Regions from separate parts of the Homo sapiens genome. Here region 2 is linked to region 1. The links are chromatin contacts, found by Hi-C or POLR2A ChIA-PET in ENCODE. All regions are on one chromosome and are shown on one strand. The core of a region is the stretch at or near the end of the contact, and the rest is flanking DNA. Distances in the headings are between cores, read along the strand shown.

Region 1 (6,707 bases), core at 1,943-4,442:
CTAGGGGCCTTTGCAGGACGTGAACCAGTGAAGCCTCATCATTTCACACAGCCCCTGAGCTTGGCTATAAAATCCTGCCACCCACAGCAGCTGCATGACAGAGAGGATGACTACTCCAATCCTGGTACTTGTCTTGCTTAGATATGGAAGTCAGACAGACTGCCCCCTATGTGGACTCTATCAAACTTCAGGAGGCAAGATTAATAACTATCTCCTGTTACTAAGGCCTGTGGATACTTGAGGGATGCATTAGAAAATTAAAAGCAAAGCGGCCTCATTTGTGCAGTCCATGCTGATTACTCCAGACAGCCACCATCCTCTTCCAAAACTCTAGGGCTTCTCTCTCAGGGACTAGCACCAACCAGTCTCTCTCACACTCTCATCAAATTGGTTACCAAGGCCAGGCAAAGTTACGTCCTAAATAGTTCTCAAAATGTTCTCCTGTTCAAGCTACTGCCATCCCTGGAAGGAGCAACTGACAGCTCCTTTGCTCCTCTCCTTTCCAGCCATCATCTCTGCCCATCCATCCCTATAGCTTAAAGCCCTACTACAGCTTAAAGTCCGAGCAATGCCTACAGAAGGCAGGAACAAACCTTACTCAAGATAGTTGATTTTGAGTCTCACCTTTATGCCTCCTCAACCCATCTCAGACCAGATAACTCTCATCTTTAAATGTTTAGCTCAGTGGTCTCCTCATCCAGGAACGCCTCGCTGACCTCCTCCCCAGACTTCATTAGGTGCACTTCTCTGCGTCCTCTCAATTTCTGGGCCTGCCCTTGCCAGGGTCCCCACCATACAAGGATAATGCTCCATTCATGTCTCTACTAGGTGGGAGCCCAGAAGAGGAGCAGGCAGGAGCAGCCATATCTGAAGCAGTTGCAGGACAACTGCACATCAGGTGTCTTCAGGACACCAGGCACGAGAGTCCAAGACTATCTGCCTTGCCAACCCTCCCTGCCTTTCCTCCTGTCCTGTCCATCTTCTCAATTCATTCATGCCCATATTCTACTCAGTGACCATTCACAGGGGTCCCTGATGTAGCTGCAGACCCAGTCCATGCTCACATGGGCCTCACCACTGAAGCAGAAGAAAGAGATTTGAACACCATCTTATTTCAACAGTGGTAAGAAACCAAAAATTGATAGATGTACAGTGCCTTTATTAGCAGATGGGGAAGAGACGACTTAAGTGGCTGATGTCCTTGGCATCCATTTTAATACATATCCTGGTTTCAGATATGCTCAAGTGTGCAAACACAAACCAAAGAAATAAGAAACCAAGGAAGATTACACAATTAATCATTGATTTGCACTGTGATCAGTGCTGAGGGTGCTGAGGAAATGTGAGGCAGTGGGATCTGATTTGGCCCATGGGATGGGGATGGGCAGGCCAGGGGAGGCTTCTTGGAAGAAGTGACATCTAAACCTAGACAAAAGCATAAGAAGCAACTGTCCAGGCAGAGTGAAGACAGGAAAGGCATCCCAGGTAGAGTAAAGGGCATATGTGAAATCTGAGTCTGAAACATGGCTGCATGGCTGCATGCCATGGGCAGGCAGGACCCCCAGAACTGTGTGCCCCACACTCCCAATGCCTGACTCCCTCCTGGGAATCATGGGAAAGCACTGGAGGCTTCCAAGTGGGAACGACAGGGTCACATCTGTGCCTTCCAAAGGCCAGTGTGGCCTTCATGTGAACTGTTCAGGAACTACACTGTCCCCCACCCTTCCTCAATGGTCTGGCACAACAATTACCTCTAACAAACTTAAGTGACAGATATAACTCATACCCACAGGGGACATTGTTTCAACAGGAAAGATTAGGATGAAGCTGCAGGATGCCCAGCAGCAGAGCCAGAGGAGTAAGTGTTTAGGGCTCTGGCCTGCAGAGTGCCCCATGAAACCTTAACTATTGCCTGGAGCACACCGCATTCCTGTTGAAATGATGTCCCCTTAGGGCTATAAGTTATAGCCACAACTTAAGTTCAAGGTAAAGGTGACTGGGGTTGCTCCTTTGGCTGACATAAGGAATAAACGTCAGCCCACGAGGCCTGGCAGGGGCTGGGAGAAGGCATATGCTAAGGCAGAAGCAAGAAGGAGCAGGGCTGCCTTGCTTTGGAGGGGGCTTTTCTCAGAGCTATACACAGACCCAGTTGTAGAGCAGTCCTCATAACCCATAACCCCATGATGCCACAGTCCTGCACAGAGACCACCCTAGCTCCACATTGCCTATAGGGTAAAAGTGAAATGGTCTCCCATAGGGTTTGTGCAAGGCCCACCACAGTCTGACCCTGCTTCTGCTCCACTTTCACCTCCAGACCTGCACTGTGGATGATGTGCTGCTGAGGGGTAAGCACTCCATTCTATGGTGTGTGTATGTAGTGTGGATATGTAGTATGTGTGTATGTGTGGTATTTGTGTGTGTCGTGTGGTGTCTGTATGTAGCATATGTAGGTGGTATGTGTGGTGTGTATTCATGTGTATGTGCTAGGTGCTGTGTGGTGTGTAAGTGCAGTGTGTGGGTGTGTGGTATGCCAGTATGTGTAAGGTGTATGTTTAGTGTGGTGTGTGTGTGTTTTGTGTACATGTGGTGTATGTATATGTGCATGTGATGTGTATATAGTGTGTTTGGTGTAGGGGTGTTTATTTGGTATGGTGCATGTTTCATAGAGATATATGATGTATTTTGGACACCATAGATATATTTTTGGAATTACATAACATGTCACCTCTGTGTTATGAAAAATATTCCTTAAATTATAGTTACCATAAAGACTAAATGAATTGAAGAATAGTCCATTGTAAAAAGCTGAGCATGGTGTCTGGCGCACACATGCTTAGGAAGCAGCTGTGATCACTCTAACTACCATCTTCCCTCAATGTAGATACTATTATTATGTCTGCCTTCAAATCAGGAGATGGAAGATTAGAGAAATAAAGTAGCAGGACCAAAGAACACAGCCACCAAGGCATAGAACAAGCAGGCCTGACTCCAAGGCCCACGGCCTCTTTCCCTCCTCCCTGGAGACTTGGGACCTACTTTGCAGAAGGCAGGGCTGAGGGAAGCCACTTGCCCAAGGACATACAAGTGTGGTACGGCAGAGACGAGCACCCTGTCTCCCATTCCCAGCCCACTGCCATGCCCTTTACTCTGCAGACTCCCTGGAGGGGGTAGAGTTTCACTTCCTATTCTCTAACCATCAAGGAAGGTCAAGGGCCATGTATCTCTTTTAGGGAGAAAAAAAAATGCTCTATTTATGAAACATGGGTCTTATAAATGTAAAAATTACTCATTACAAAACCAGGATGACATTTGACACAGGACTCACCTCTAAAACATCAGGACTGACGCAGTCCATTGGTTAGAACCCAATCTTCAAACTGCAGGCTGTCGTGTCAGACATTTGGAAAACTATCACTATTATTGTGGGAGTATCAGGAAAAAAACAGGAAGAACACACACACGTGTGTGCACATACACGCACGCACAGACAAATGCATGCAGGCTTTGGAGGTAGCCCTGGGTTCAAATTCTAGCTTTATTATTTACTAAATGTGTGACCTTTGGCCATGTTTTTTATCCTTTCTCAGCCTTTGTTTCCTTATTGATAAAATTCCAAAATTTTGGAGGGAAATAAAAATAAATAGATGTTTAGTGCTCAGCCTCCATAGACATTCAACTAATTACTATTGCTTTTCTTCACCTGATATCACTTACTAAATGTCTTTTCATACTGACAAATACTCCCCTGCCCCTGAGAGCTGGCAGAATAAGTCAAACAAGTTTCCACACCAAGATCCTAAGTTAACCTGTATGTTATCAGGGTGCCCAGGCAAAAGGCCTCCTCAGGGATTGCCCCTGAAATATAGAGAACAGGGAACCCAGAGAGGGAATTCTTCCCAAGACAAGCAAGAAAATCAGGACCTGGGAATCTGGCCAAGGCCTGGCTTGGAAAGGGCAGCTAAGACCCCATGGAGGCATTCCCATACCTACAGAAGGGCAGAATGGCCTGAATGAGGATGGTTTCTATGGAATCCAAGAAAAGGAAAATCTTGGAGCAAGATTCACAATAAAAAATCAGACATCATACAAGGGACCTTCCATGATTGTCACAGAAACAATATACTCTCAAAAAACACAAGAAGAAATAATTATGATTCTTGTGTTTGAAGAAATAAAAATGAAAGATATGAGAAAGGAAAAGGGCTATCAAATCAAGTTTATTTGAAAAAGAAACAGTATATCTAGACATATAAAATACTGTCATTGAAATTTTAAAAAGAAAACCTAAATGGCTAGATTATATATCAGATTAGACACAGCTAGTAGGAGATTCAGTGGGTTTAAGAAAGACCAAAAGAAACTGTGTGGAACAGAGTACAGAGAGACAAAGAGATGAAAAATGTAAAAGAAAGATTAAGGGAGGATAGAATGAAAAAGTAAAACATACATCTAATTGTGTTAGTTCCAAAAAGGCATAATAGGAAAAGGGATGGAGAAGAGGTCATAATTTAAAAATCCATATTTTATAAAAGACATCAGTTGGGATTCAGGAATCCCAATGAATATGAAGCAAAATAAATGTTTAAAATAATGTACATTGAGATATATGACAGTAAAGCAATAGAACAAGAATGGTGAAGATCTTAAAAGCGACCAGAGAAAAATGACAAATTACCTTCAAAGGAAGAGAAATAAAAACGATTTTAAAAGGCAACAATGGAAGGCAATAGCTGGGGAGACCTTCCATTTACTGTGAGAAAATAACTGTCAACCAATAAATGTTTACCCAGCAAAACTATATTTCTGCAATTAGGGAGAAAATAAAGACAGTTTTCAGACAAATAAAATCCAAGAGAGTTTACCACAAATAGACCCACACTACAGGAAAGTTTAACAGATGTACTAGAGTAGATAAAAAATAATCCCAGATGGAAGGATAGAGATGCAAAAAAGAATGGTGAGCACAGACATTGAAAGCATGTAGGTAAATCCAAAGAATATTTTATAAAACAACAACAATAACTGTCATATCTGATGGATTTACTAACAGGAGATAAGTTTAAAATATTAGCTAATAGTAATGTATGAGTTAGAAAAGGGCAAAAATATTTGAGTTTTAAGGTCTTGGTGTCTTAATTGGAAGGATAAAGATACTGTTTAACTAAAAACATGAGTATGCCTGTTAATTCACTCTAGGGCAACTACTATAAAATTAATCATAGAGAGTTTAAATTTCATACTAGTAGGTAGGAAACACAATTTTTTAAAATCAATTCAAAAATAAGACCAAAAATGTTTTTTTTTAAAGTGGAACAAATGTAAAAAGCTAAGTAGAAATCATTCCAAATATATTAATAATTATGAAAGCGTAAACAAATGACTTTCTCCAGTTAAATGAGAAATAATACCACACTAGATTGAAAAACAAAGTAAAACCAACAAAAGTGGTTCCTTATTGTTTACAAGAAAAACACCTAAAAATGTAAGGACAGTACACAGAAAGGTTAAAACCAAAGGATGAAGAAAAATCCCAGGCACGAACTAACCAAAAGAAACCTGATATAGTCCTATTATTATTAAGGCAAAATGTACAACTAGGGATAAAAAGTTCACCATATAATGATAAAAATTTAGACTCCATAAGAATATAAAAATTCTAAATATGTATGATTCTTACAACCTCAAATATATGTAAGGGAAAATTCATCAGAAATTGACACATCCACTTTATCATGAGAGATTTTGAATGCATCGTTCTCAATAACTGATACACCATTTCCCAGGCCGCTGCCGCAGGTAGCGGAGGGGCAGGTCCCAGTGCTGGAGACCGAGGCTACCTCCTGGGCCACCTGGCGGCCGTTGTGGTGAAGCAGGTACTGCTGGGCCGGAAGGTGGTGGTGCGCTGCGAGAGTGTCAACGTTTCTGACAATTTCTACAGAAATAAGCTGAAGTACCCGGCCTTCTTCCGCAGGCGGATGAGCACCAACCCTGATGAGGCCCCTGTTATTTCCTGGCCCCCAGCAGCGTCTTCCAGCCGACAGTGCAGGGCCCGCGGTCCGCAAGGCCCAGCGAGGCCAGGCTGCCTTGGACGCCGAGGTGTTCGATGGAATCCCACCGCCCTACAGCAGGAAAACTAGATGGGTGTTTCTGCTGCCCGCAAGGCTGTGCATCTGAAGCCCACAAGAGAGTTTGCCTACGTGGGGCGCCTGGCTCAAGAGGCTGGCTGGAAGTACCAGGCAGTGACAGCCACCCTGGAGGAGAAGAGGAAGGAGAAGGCCGAGACCCACTACCAGAAGAAGAAATAGCTCATAAGGCTGCAGAAACAGGCCAAAAAGAACGTGGAGAAGAAAACTGACAAATACACAGAGGCCCTCAAGACCCATGAGCCCAATAAGGCCTGTTTATTCCAAAAATAAAAAACAAAAAGCTGATATTTCAAGCCGACTTTAAAAATTAATGATAAAGGATATTTGAATGAAACAATTGACAAATTCGATCCAAGGGACATAAATAGAACATCGAACCTAACACTCTGAGAACATGCATTATTTCCAAGCACATGTGGAATATTTATGAGAAGGGACTACATTGAGGGCCATGAAGTCAACCTCAACCAATTTCAAAGGATAAGAACCCAGACGATCCACCTTCTCTCACCTTGATAGAGTGAGAAGTAAATAGCAAAGATGACTAGAAACACTGTAACA
Region 2 (6,707 bases), core at 2,470-4,969, 40 kb after region 1:
AGTAACACTTAAATATGGAGTCACAAGCTCACATGCCTGTACGGTGACATAACATTCATTAGTAATATGGGTTGGGTGAAAGATGTTGGAGTGAGCTCCGAGGTTAGCTGGGGAACCCCATAACCCCTCCCATACAACCGTCAGTATTAGATCTACCAAAATTTTCAAGATAAATTAGAAATCTGATTTTCATATGAAAACTTTCCATTTTGAAAAAAAATGGCCACTAGTTCATTCTGAACCCCTGCAGGCCAAATGAAATACACAGTGTGCTATTCGATGCCGTCTGCTCTGGGCCACACTCACCATGAGGGTGGTGTGTCACCTCTGTCTTCTTTACTCCTATATTTCAGGCCTTAGAGCAGAGTATAGGAGCTTAATAAATATTGGTGCAACAAACAAATGAACTCTCAAATAAACATCAGGGAGGTGAAGAAGAATCAAGTCCTGGCTCTTGGGTGCAGTCCTTTCATCAGAGCCCGGGCTGCCCATGCAGGTGGGAAAAGTGTCACCGAGAACTAGCAGCTCAGTAATGGCTGAACTCATCCCCATTGCCAGTGACTTGCACTGGGGGCTGGGGACTGCTCACATTGTCCCTTCCATAAGGCAAAGTTGATCTGGGAACTGGGGTAAGACTGTCGCACCTCCCAGAATCTGGGGCTGTCAGGGCAGGCAGGGCTAGGGCTGAGAATCTTTAGCTATCTTTACTAATCTAGCCCTAGTTATGCAGTCTGTGAAATGAGATGAATGGGACTACAAGTCCAAAACATGGAGGAAAATGATGAATTAATGGACAGTGAGTTACTTGGCAACTGTTTAATGCTAAGTATGGAATGCATCCTATAAACGTGTTCCCAACAAGATTCTAAGTAATCTTTGGAAACCCTTAAATATTTCTGATGAATAAGTTAGAGGAAATATATTCACAAAGGCATTTAGCAGTGAAAACATGCCAAAGCCTCCATCTGCCATAGTCTACTTTCAAACGTGAAAAGTAGCTCTTGTTCTCTCTGCTTTGAATATTTTGTAGGTATACGCTTTTCAAAAATAACCCCAAATCCATAGTCAAGTAAACACTAAGTCCTTATAAAAAGTGCTTTCAATGCTACAACTAGACTTCAACTATAAGGCAGACCTCACTGGCAGGAGTATTGCTCCCAGATAACAAAGGAAATCCCTTGCAGCCAAGCTGTCACCAGCTGCCACTAGCTAGAGTGCAGACCCAGTAGATGCGCTGGTTTCCTTCGTGGAGCTGTGACCGGGATGTGAGTGAAGCTCTGGTGCTTTCCACTGATTTTACCTCACTTTGCATTATTGTCACAATTTGATGCAAGATATTCTGGCTTTTCCAGGCCTTGGTGTTGGCATCCCTGGGGTGTGAGGTTGCCAGCCACCTGTGTGACTCTTGTGTCAGGACATACCATCTTCTCCTCCCTCCCAAAGAAGCTGGTCTTATTTCTAGCTCCCAAACTGGGTTTGTGATGGAACAATGTAATATTTTTTAACTAAAGAGACAGTATTACTCAGAAGCTAACTGTCTGTCCTTTCTAAGTCCCTCCCTACCCTAGAAATGAGCCTTGCTTGTCATCTTTGGCATGACACTCTCGCTAGGGTCTCCCCAAAATTCATATAGTGACATTTTAATCTCTAAGGTAATGGTGTCAGGAGGTAGGGCCTTTGGAAAACAATTTGGCTCTACCATTATGAATGGGATTAGTGCCCTTATAAAAGAAGCCTGAGAGAGGCCCCTCACCCCTTCCACTACATAAGGCCATGGCAAGAAGGCACCTTCTATGAGCCAGAAAGTAAGCTCTTACCAGACACTTAATGTGCCTTAATGTTGGACTTCCCAGGCTCCAAACTATGAGAAATAAGTCTGTTGCATCTAAGCTACCCAGTTTATGGCATTTTGTTATAGTGGCCCTAGCAGACTAAGACAACACTCCCCTGAGCAACCAATCAGAGTCCACTTGGGATGACATTAAAACCATCAACTTCACTATGCAATCATCCCAGAAGTGTCCCAGAGCGCCTATCACCTTACAGTTTCAAAAATAAGAACACTAACCTTTAGGAATAGGGGGAGAAGACTCAACAGGCTCTTCTGACGCTCAATGGGGCTCTTGTGAGTCAACTGCTGGTATTCCAGAAACTTCCTTTCCAGCATGTCCCAGAGAGCTGTGGGGCTGGAGGACTGCCCTCCATGTGGGACATCAGGCTGCACAGCAGCAAGCTGCCCTTCATTTTTGGAACCTGGGTCTTCATTTCTGTCTTCAGCCTTTGAAAGATCTTCTGCCTCCATGCCGTGGCAAAGCAGATCTGAATTCAGAACAAATAGAAGTGAACATTCCTGTCACATCACTTCCTGATGATTCTGGCTGTGGATAAGGTACTGTACTCACTCAGCCCAGTTTCTATTGAAAATGGTTCCCCTAAGAATCTGAAACAGACTAAAATAAGGAAGCCTTTTTAAAAAGGGGATTCAGATTTAGATGTGATTAATACAAGTTCACAATCTAGTGTGTGCCCAGCACTGTGGGGTCTTATACACAAGACTCAGACAGACTCTCCTACAGCCACACAGACAGATGTGTGCTCTTTTTTTTTTTTTTTTTTTTTTTGAGACGGAGTCTCGCTCTGTCGCCCAGGTCGGACTGCGGACTGCAGTGGCGCAATCTCGGCTCACTGCAAGCTCCGCTTCCCGGGTTCACGCCATTCTCCTGCCTCAGCCTCCCGAGTAGCTGGGACTACAGGCGCCCGCCACCGCGCCCGGCTAATTTTTTGTATTTTTAGTAGAGACGGGGTTTCACCTTGTTAGCCAGGATGGTCTCGATCTCCTGACCTCATGATCCACCCGCCTCGGCCTCCCAAAGTGCTGGGATTACAGGCGTGAGCCACCGCGCCCGGCCAGATGTGTGCTCTTATTCTCTCTAGGTAAGTAAGGAAACTGGGCCAAAGGCATACAGGCAGCTAGACGTCAAGTTGAAATGCAAACTTTCACACTAAAGCCTGTTTGGGGGGGGGGGGTGTTGTTTGTTTGTTTTTTTTTCACTTGTTGCTGCTTCTCTTTTAAAAGGCTGCATACATAAAAGAGATGTAAATAGTTCACTGGTATTTGTAGAGGCACATAATTCTATATCTAGAACTTCCTTCTATGATGGGTCTGTAAGGATAGATTCCTCATTCTAAGCATTATTTGGTTTATACTTGATATTTTTAGAGTATTTTATTCTCAAAATGACCCTTTAAGTCCCCAAGCTTACAAGAGCTCATCTCTAAGTGCACACAGGAGCAGTGTTTGCAAGTTGGGAACCTCAAGCCAGTAGGCACAAGAACAAAAACTTATGCGATGAAAACAGCCAAGGGCCAATTCACCAATAAGTGACCTCCCAAAGGTACACACCTTCAAAAGTTGTCAGTCAATTATGACTTACACCATAACATAGGATAGTTTATTGTTTGTTTGTCTGCAGTTCAGTAAACTCTCAGAAGGGACCAAAATGTTCAGGATCCCTGAATAAAAGCCCTCACCAAACTCAACATTACCACGTAGGAAGCCATCCGGGTGCCCAGCAGGCATTCAACAATCACAAAGTAGTGACCAGAGGGACATAGAGAAGTGGGCTCCCAGTGTTTTCCTCTTGGCTACAGCAGTGGTTGGGTTACATCATGCTTTATTTTTAGCCCAAACACACATTCCTTGAAGGCTAGAATGGGGTTTAGCCACGTGACACCGGCAAGGATAACCAGCCCTCTCTGAAACATTCTCACTCTTTATGTGCAGAACCCAGCCTTCCCCCAGCTCCTCTTCGAGCACACAGACTGCTTACTCTCTGACTTTATTTTCAGGAATAATTTTCTTATTACAAAAGCCATGTCAGTTCATTGTCAAAAACTGGGAGGAAACAAAAAATCAGGAAGAACATAATGCTTGCCCATACCCAGAAAACATGACTGCTGACATTCCAGCTTCTATCTATGAATATATAGTTTAGTAAGAACACGATCATAATATTGTTGAAGCAAACTTTATTTATACTTTTGCTTCTGTTGGGCACTGGGATGGGGTTTTGTGGGGGATTAAGTTGTTTCTTTTGGGGGGCTAACTCTAAGGGGCAGGCAGTGTGTGGAGTTGCTCACATCCCTTAGCCTTTTCCCTGATCTGGGTGGGCTCCTGTCTGGCTGTGTTCATTTATTTCTTTATCACCAGGACCTCCATTCTCCATTCGCATTCCCTGTGTCCCCACCCCACCCACACTCTCACTTGGTGAGTATGATTCCACCAGCATGGAACTTACAGAGTATGACACACAGCACCTGATTTCCATCCACATACACTTAAGTTAGCAAATGCTCTTCTGCATCTTTTCTGCTCTTACTCTTTCACCCAGCATTATGTCTTCAGACTCCACCACGTGTCTCTGTGTTTGTCAAGTTCATTTCCTCTAACTGCTACCTTGTGTTCCAAAGTGGGCATCACATGCCTATTTTACTTGTTGGCTTTCTCTGATAGATGGCTGGATTAGCCACAACATTCAGTCCAGCACACAGGGCTGGGGTGGACATTGCTGCGTGGGTCCCTTCACTGGGCTTTCATGACTGACTCTGGGTATGAAGGCAGGGGCAGCAGAACTGAATCAAGGGAGTATGACTGCTCAGTTCAACTAAGTTCCACAAACTAAGATGCCTCCAGAAAGCGGGCATCAGGCCATCTCCCCCACAGCATCTGAAGGCTCTTCAGTGACCTCATTACCACCCTGCTTGGCATCACCCAGCTTTCCAGTGTTTGCAATCTGATTGAAGGAAAGAGACCTTGCATTGTCATTTTAATTTGCATTTCTCTAAGTTACTAATGAGTATGAGCATCCCTTTACATGCCTGTTAGCCTTTTGGCATTTCTCCTCTGTGAATTCACTACTCATAACCTTTGCTTATTTTTTCCTTGCTTGTCTTTCTCTTGCTGCTTCATGAGAGTATACTCTAGAAGCTGGTCCTTTGTTAGTTTTGAAAATTACAGATATCTTCTCTCAATCCATTTTTTAATAAATTAGTCCATAACTTTCTTTGTAGTCAAAACAGCACATCATGAATATTTTCCACATCACTTAAGATCCTCAATGCCTTTATTCTTAATGGCTGCATGGTGGCCATAGAGTAATGTTGCTTGTTTATTTAATAAGCCCTTACACTTAGGCACTTAAGTGATATCCAATTATTCAGTACTATAAAAAAATACTGTAATGACAATCCTCATGTCTAAGTCTTTTTTATATATTCATGATAAAATAACAAATCCTAATCCATTCCTGAATTTCTAAAAGGAAATAGTTGGATCTAAAGATAGATAAATTTTCCAGCCTCTTGATCCATATTTCCAAACGGCTGCTCCTGAAACACCAATCCTATCAAGGGACAGACATTCCTTCTACATAAGTGTACAAGAGCTCGAGCTTCCCTATGTGTAATCTTTTTTTATTACCCTTTTTTTTAACCCTGATAATTTGACAGGTAGAATAAAATCAAAAGCAAGTGCATCTCTGTTGTTTCTCACTGCGCATTTGCTGCAGAGTGAGGAGCTAAGTATGTTTCCATCTGAGGCTCGGTCTCCTGCAGAGCTCCCTGCAGCTGGTGTTCTGGAGTCAGACTCCAGTGAGTTCTCATTTCATGGGTTCTTTGTAAGGAGGTCTCAGCTATTCTCATGGCTCTAATTACCACTGAGAGCCACATATCCACTAAACATTAGCTCTGTGAAGGCAAGGATGTTATGTCCATAGCAGGGGCTGGCACAGAGTAGATTCTCAATAAAATGTTATTGCATAAACGAATGAAAGTATAAATGAATCCGTGAACGAATTAACCTACGTGCTGATGGCACCCAAATCTCAATCTCTCTCTCTCTCGCCTAGACCCCTCTTTGGAACAAGTTCATTTTTCCCACTCCAAGATTTCTACTAGGATTTCCCCAGGACTCTGAAAGCCACTGTGTCCAACCAAACTGCCATCCCTAGCACCAATAGAGCCAGCCCCAAGCCATGGTAACAGCAAGCTTAGTGTTGTCTCTACCATATAAAGTTCATTCTGTGGCCACACCTGCAGGCTTTACTAACTGGCTCTATCAGTAAACCATGTCTGAGGACATGCTAACATGCCCCATCTTCAGGACCAGCAAGTGGCAAGTCAAGTGAGCATCAGGCAGAATATGGAACTGCGATGGGTGGGGACTTAGCTGGAGATCCAGAGAAAGGATCAGAAACCGCCCAGCTCTCCTCTGAAGTGCAGAAGCCACGTTTGCTGAAGTGAAACACTTGACTCACCTTCACTTGAATCGGCAAAGATTTTTGATAAACAAGGATTTCTAACTAATGCGGACCCCTGAAATTGCGTGGCAGCAGCATCTGACTCAAATGCCAAGCTGCAGCTGCCCCACCTCCTGCTCATCTGCTGATCGTGCCACACCTGCTCCAGTTTTATTTGAAAAGAGAAGGAAACAGGGAGTAGGCTTGCAGGCCATGTGAAGAACAGCAAGAAAAAAACACTCTCATCCGTCTCATTCTCAAGAAGTGCCCCACCTACAAGCCAGCAGCCTCTTCTTATCCAGGGTGAAAAGGGACCCATCGGGGCTTAGGGTCACTGTGGGAGTCCCAGGCGAGGCCAGGGTGAGGGTAGGGCAATGAAGGAGGCACTCACCTCCTCACAAGATTTAAGGA

The links. A loop is a pair of places that touch in the nucleus more often than their neighbours do. ChIA-PET counts read pairs that join two places held with the same protein, here RNA polymerase II (POLR2A). Pooled maps may share reads with other maps.
Region 2: a loop to region 1 is called in a map of transverse colon, with 9 times the contacts of the local background. The contact joins two enhancer-like sites. A Hi-C loop is called at or near these places in 5 of 168 maps with a recorded cell type or tissue (A673, B cell, endothelial cell of hepatic sinusoid and 2 more) and 2 of 50 pooled maps. POLR2A ChIA-PET finds 5 or more read pairs at or near these places in 2 of 52 experiments (GM12878 and OCI-LY7).

Annotation. Positions count from the first base shown.
Region 1 is chr10:48,745,221-48,751,927 of GRCh38, reverse strand. The region is part of intron 12 of WDFY4 (WDFY family member 4); the gene reads right to left. It also overlaps the pseudogene RPL13AP19. Among named protein-coding and RNA genes, the nearest start is that of WDFY4, 64 kb to the right of the region's middle. RefSeq lists an enhancer at 6,110-6,654. Within about 2 kb of position 3,192, at least 3 of the 41 ENCODE cell types and tissues checked have a DNase peak (open chromatin) inside an H3K27ac peak, as active enhancers do.
Region 2 is chr10:48,705,328-48,712,034 of GRCh38, reverse strand. WDFY4 (WDFY family member 4) reads right to left here. Exons shown (of 62, transcript NM_001394531.1): 2 at 2,069-2,319. The coding sequence starts at 2,302. Among named protein-coding and RNA genes, the nearest start is that of WDFY4, 24 kb to the right of the region's middle. Within about 2 kb of position 3,719, at least 2 of the 41 ENCODE cell types and tissues checked have a DNase peak (open chromatin) inside an H3K27ac peak, as active enhancers do.